Regions from separate parts of the Homo sapiens genome. Here region 1 is linked to region 2. A link is an interaction called in ENCODE POLR2A ChIA-PET data of the cell type or tissue named here. Cell type or tissue: PC-3. All regions are shown on one strand. Each heading gives the region's core, and the rest is flanking DNA. Links, peaks and the distances in the headings are about the cores only.

Region 1 (2,924 bases), core at 277-2,776, 340 kb before region 2:
GGTGAATAGGAAAGAAGTAACTAGAAAAGAAATGGAGGAAAGCATTTCTAGCAGAATACCATGTTCAAGAACTTGGAACATTAGCATACCGGAGGAAGGCTAGTGTGCTAGTGTGCTAATGTGCTATACCCTGAGACTGAGTGGGGCAGGGAGATGACATGGAGCTATGGAAACAGGTTAGGGACAAATTGCCCAGGGCTTCAGACCCATGCTAAGCATTTTGATTTTGTTTTGTTTTGTTTTTGAGGTGGAGTCTCTCTCTGTCGCCAGGCTGGAGTGCAATGGCACAATTTCGGCTCCCTGCAACCTTCACCTCCCAGGTTCAAGCAATTCTCTGCCTCAGCCTCCCGAGTAGCTGGGACTACAGGCGCAGGCCACCACGCCCAGCTAATTTTTTTGTATTTTTAGTAGAGATGAGGTTTCACCATGTTGGCCAGGATGGTCTTGATCTCCTGACCTCGTGATCTGCCTGCCTTGGCCTTCCAAAGTGCTGGGATTTCAGGTGTGCATTTTGGTTTTATCCTAAGTACTCTTCAGTGAGTTTTCAAGAAGAGAGTGATGTGACAAGATATGCAATTTAGAAACATCACAGTATGAATGGAGACCAGGGGCACTCTGTTGCAATAGCAATGTGAAAGAAGATGGCAGTGTGGACCAGGATGGTAGCACTGGAGAAGAGTAAGTGGGCAGGCTTGAGAGATACTCAAGATGTTGAGTTCATAGACTTGTGACTTAGATCAGGGAGATGAGTAGGAGGCCGACCTGAGTTTTATGGGGTCTGAAGCTCATGGAACTGGAGAGCTCTTTCAGAAATGGATACTGGATATGGGAAGGTCCCAGGATGACTGTCCAGGTCCTAGGCATTTTATACAGGCACAATGAGGTATGTACAGAGAAGAGGAGGTATCTCTTCTCTGCACCTCTTTTTATTAAGAAGCCACACTTTTCTCAGAATCCTCCCCAGCATTCCTTTCATGCGTAGGAAATTGGGTAGAAAATTAGATAATTCCTTCCAGTTCTGAGACTCAGTGATTGTGGTGGGAACAAAACATTTTAGGAAGCACAATTCTCATCAGCAAGCTGAGAAGACAATCCACATCTGTACTCTAGTGACAAGATATAATTATTGTTCAATAAGATACTTTTGATATAATTATGCTGGGACAACAGGGATAAACGAAAGCTGTCCTTGACAAATTGGAACAATGACCACTCTATCTCTTATGGACATACGTGACTGGGTGAGTTCCCTCTCTTCTTCCCACCTCTGAGCTGTCTTCCCTGCCCTTGTATCCCTGCTGCTGGGCTATGACTCATCTTCCTCACTGACCACAGTTGGCACCTCTTTTCCGTCAGCTGACTGGCACTGCAGCATTTTCCACTGGGGCAAGGAGAAGGCATGAGCTGTAAGCTCTCAGAAATAATCAGGAGCATGGGGATTGTTAGCCTTGCTTCTGATGGAACCCAGACTCAGGCTGGGAAATTATTGACAGGATGTAGTTGGCTAGGAGATAGTGTCTTTCCAAGTGAGCCGAGAGAACACTGGTCCCTGAATATGCTCCAGGAGAAAGGGATTCTGTCTGGACAAATGCTGAAAAATGCACCCCTAAAGAGTCTTAGTACACGCTAGTATATATAAAAGGCTATTGAGAAGTCCTACAGTGAAAAAATGCAAAAAACTCAGGTTTTGTCCACAACTGTGCAAGACTTGGGCATCCTTTTTAAACATACACACCCCACACCACTGATAAATATCCCAAAGAATAGACTTGGAGAAACTTTTTAAAAAGAAGACACATTAACATCAAGCCAGGAAGGCCAAGAAATGGGGAGACAAATAGAATGGCCCAACATACTAGAATACTCCTAGAGTCAATGTGCTGGTTATTAACATATCTTAGCATCCCTGGGGATGAGCCACACATGAGTTCATGGGATTGATTCTTCATCCAAATGTTGCTTGAGTTATTGGATTGGTCTGTTGCCTCCTAAGAACGTTGGTTCCTTTCAAAATAGGTCAAGGAGTGATGATTGACAAGGACAACTTCTCTCACCCTTAAATTTGTTGGGGTTTCCAAAATTTGAAGAAGCGGTATAAACTCTCTAGGTGTTCCTGGAAGCATGAGATTGCTTATTAAGGCATCAGTTTGCAAAATTTGGAAGTAAAGCTAAAAAGTGAAACAGAGTGAAGGAGCAAAAAGATAGGGTTGGATAAACCAGTTTTAAAATTGCGGCTTAACTGTACAACCTTTGGCAAATGATTTAACCTTTCTGAATCTCAGTTTCCATATATGTAAAAATACTTCACTTGTAGGATAATGCAAGCATTAGAAATAACATGTCTTATTCATGAATTATCATTGTGAAAATATAGAAAGTGTATGCTTAATGCAAAGAAAATGTTCAGTTAACAAAAGCTTTCCTATTATTTCAAATAACAGAAAAGAATCTGCAGTAGATTCCTATGGTTCAGGAAGGCATACTCTGTTCATGGAGCAGAAGGAGCAGAGTGGATGATTCAAACTGTCATGTATATTAATGCTATTGCCTTGCAAATTACAAGGCAGTTAGGAAAACATTTATCTTCCTTCTCATGAGGTTAAAATTGTTTTTAAGAATAAATATTTATTCCGTGCTATAAATATCTTCTAAAGTGTCATGTCACCTTTTTTGTCTTGCTAATATAAGGCATAGCTTGGATGCTGGAATTACTGCCAGGTTAAAATCTCAGCTCTACTCCTTGCTATCTGCATGACCTTAAGCAAGTAAACAAAACATGTTACCCCTCAGTGTCTCACTTTCCCATCCTCAAAATAAGGACAATAATATTATTTATCTCAGATTCGTTTTTACGATTCTTGTGAGAATTTAATTAAACAATGCACTGTGCTGTGAATATAGTTAAGAAAGAATCTGTTTTGTAT
Region 2 (2,924 bases), core at 282-2,781:
GCTCTATTTGGGATTTATTCTTAAAATTATTTTTTTGAATTTCAGAATTAAAAATAAAAGAATTTCCTCTAGTGGTATTGTCCACTTTGTTCTGAAGAGCTGGCTGCAGCTGCCTTTTAAACCCTCTCCCTAAGTTACTCTAGCTCAAGCTGTATCTCTTGGGAATATTTCAGGGGAGGGAATTAAAGAGGGAGCATTTTCAAAATTCTCTCAACTAATGTTTGTGTGCCAATATTCTTTAATACCTTTAAGAGCTACCCCAACTCCATTATTATTAAATTGCCCTTGTTTAAAATTACCAACCTACTTTTGTTTTCTGTCTTTCATATTACTATGCTATCCCTGTAGTTTCCTATCCCAGGTGATGTGGCACTATAACTTAGTACTATCAAAGGATTATATGGCCTCATCTTGAATCATCTTCAAAGAACATTACAAATATCTAGAAATACACTATCCACATCTAAGTTCTTATGTCATTTAGCATTCATTTAAAATTTTAATCTAAAATTATCAGTTTTTAAATTTAGTATTTAAATTTACATTGATTTCTAAATTGCTTTCAAAATATACATTATATAATCTATAATTAATGTTAGCTGTCTCTATTTAATTATGTTAAGCTTAATCTTAAAAAATTAAAAATCTTTTTTTTTCCTTGAGGCAGGGTCTCGCTCTGTCTTCCAGGCTGGATGTAGTGGCATGATCACAGCTTGCTGCCACCTTGACCTCCTGGATGCAAGTGATCCTCCTACCTCAGTCTCCTGAGTAGCTGGAACTCTAGGGGCACACCACCATGCCTGGCTAATATTTCTGTTTTTCTGTAGAGACAGGGGTCTTGCTATGTTACTCAGGCTGGTCTCAAACTCCTGGGCTCAAGCAGTCCTCCCATCTCAGCCTCCCAAAGTGCTGGGATTACAGGCATGAGCCACTGTGTCCAGCCTAAAATTAAAAATCCTAATTTTAAAAAATATTCCAGAAGCATCTACAAAATAAAAGTTCTCATTAAGACCAGGCATAGTGGCCCACACCTATAATCCCAGCATTTTGAGAGGTCAAGGTGGGAGGATCGCTTGAGCCCAGGAGTTTGGGACCAGCCTGGGCAACATAGCGAGATCCCGTGTCTACAAAAAATTAGCCAGGTGTGGTGGTTTACTCCTGTAGTCTCAGCTACTCGGGAGGCTGAGGCAGGAGGATGGCTTGAGCCCAGGAGATCAAGGCTGCAGCAAGCTGTGATTGCACCACTGCACTCCAGCCCAGGTGACAGAGCAAGACCCTGTCTCAAAAATAAATAAATAAATAAATAAATAAATAATCTCATTGAATTTAGAGATCATGAAAACCAAAGAAAAGAGATAGGAAAGAGAGCCAGAAATATAGGATTTCCTTTTTATTCTTTTGGTTCTTTTTCATCCTGTTGCCTGATTCTAATCCCCTGTGCCTCAGCTCAAGGACCAATGTTTATTTCAAGCGTGGCCTGTTACCTAGAACAAATGTCAGCAAACTCTTCACCCTTCTCTAAGCATTAATCATGAGAATTCTCGGCAGTCCTGTGAAACTGGAGGAAAGTAGGAGAGAGAAGAGGGGGAGAGACAAAAATAAGATGCACGTAATGAAGTGTCCCCAGTGGCTAACTAGGGACCACTTTTGGCCTCAAGTCTCTTTCCCTGGAACCTGGTTCCATATCAGCTGTGATATTGGACAATCTCTTTTTGCTTTGGTTTCCTTATCTGTACAGTTTGGAGGAAGGTGATAATAGTACCTGCCTCACAAGACTGTGTAAGGAAACATAATGTATATTGGACAATTCCTGTCCTAAGCAAGTGTCCAGATGGGATTGTCTGTTGGCCACTACTGGGGAGAGAGTGCAGTGCGATGACTAGAACACACAACCTCAGGTCCACCATGGATGTCTTTAGGGAGTTATTTAACTGCTCTAAACTCAATTTCTCATCTGTGAAATGGGTATAATAATACTTGTCTCATAGGATTATTATGAAGATAAAGTGGGTTGACACATGAGAGGTGATTAATACACATTAGTTATTATGGTCATCATTATTATATTCAGCACAATCACTACAAAAATAAATTCAGCAATTACTGATTTAAATATAGATTGCATTATAAGCTGCTTGTGTCTGTGAGCATACATTCTTAATTGTAGTGTAGGTTCTCCCATGCAAAATCTTGATTGCCAAATTGCAAGCTATTAATAGATTCAAAGCACTATACTACCAGCTGGCTTATTTTCCTTGTTAATCATTTAATAAATTATATTTGCATAAACTGAAAGGATAGTTCCATAAATAGAAACTCATTAATGAGAATGTAGTGTGAAAGGATCCAAAATTTAAAATTTCTTTAAAAACATTTCAATCATAAGCTTTGTTTCCTTCCCAAAATAGTGTGTTAGCCTAGCAAGGGGCCATTATTTGAAGAAAGTATGTGTCTTCATTACTGAAGTAGAAGACATGATAAATTAAGAGGATAATTGACTTTAGCCTCTTCAAATAAAAATAAATAAATAAAAACCACTAGTTTGTGCTGATACTACCAAGCAGATAAAAAGGAAAGAAACAGCAGGAAGCATCGGACCCTAGTTTGTAATCTCTGACTGAAAAGTTCATGAAATGTTTAATCAAGTTTTATTCATGATTGTATATCTTGCCTATATTGAGAATGCATGCATGTACTTACTTGTTTTTGCACAAGTAATGTTTAGTTGGATAAAACTGTAAAATATCATACTAAAGATGCTAAGTTACAACCAGTTCTGTAGAAGCATTTCTAGAACTTTAAATTCGATCTCTGCATACAGGACTGTGATGTGCCCAGTAAAAATCCATGCACTAAATATTTACAATTTTGGGGGGATTATGTTGACAGAATTTCATAAAACTTTCCGTTACATCTGTGACTAT

What was found. Peaks named below come from ENCODE experiments on the same cell type or tissue, not always from the same donor. Only the 100,000 strongest peaks of a DNase experiment are listed, where the experiment ranks them.
Region 1: POLR2A ChIA-PET joins it to region 2 with 5 read pairs; 2 of 35 experiments call an interaction of 5 or more read pairs at or near these places.

What each region holds. Positions count from the first base shown.
Region 1 is chr5:96,383,222-96,386,145 of GRCh38, forward strand. The region is part of intron 4 of LOC101929710 (a long non-coding RNA gene); the gene reads left to right. It also overlaps a transcript of CAST not described here. Among named protein-coding and RNA genes, the nearest start is that of PCSK1, 49 kb to the right of the region's middle. In PC-3, for the core only: no CTCF peak of the experiment used is centred there; a DNase peak (open chromatin) is centred at 1,320.
Region 2 is chr5:96,723,540-96,726,463 of GRCh38, forward strand. All of the region lies in intron 4 of CAST (calpastatin), which reads left to right. Among named protein-coding and RNA genes, the nearest start is that of CAST, 63 kb to the left of the region's middle. In PC-3, for the core only: no CTCF peak of the experiment used is centred there; no DNase peak of the experiment used is centred there.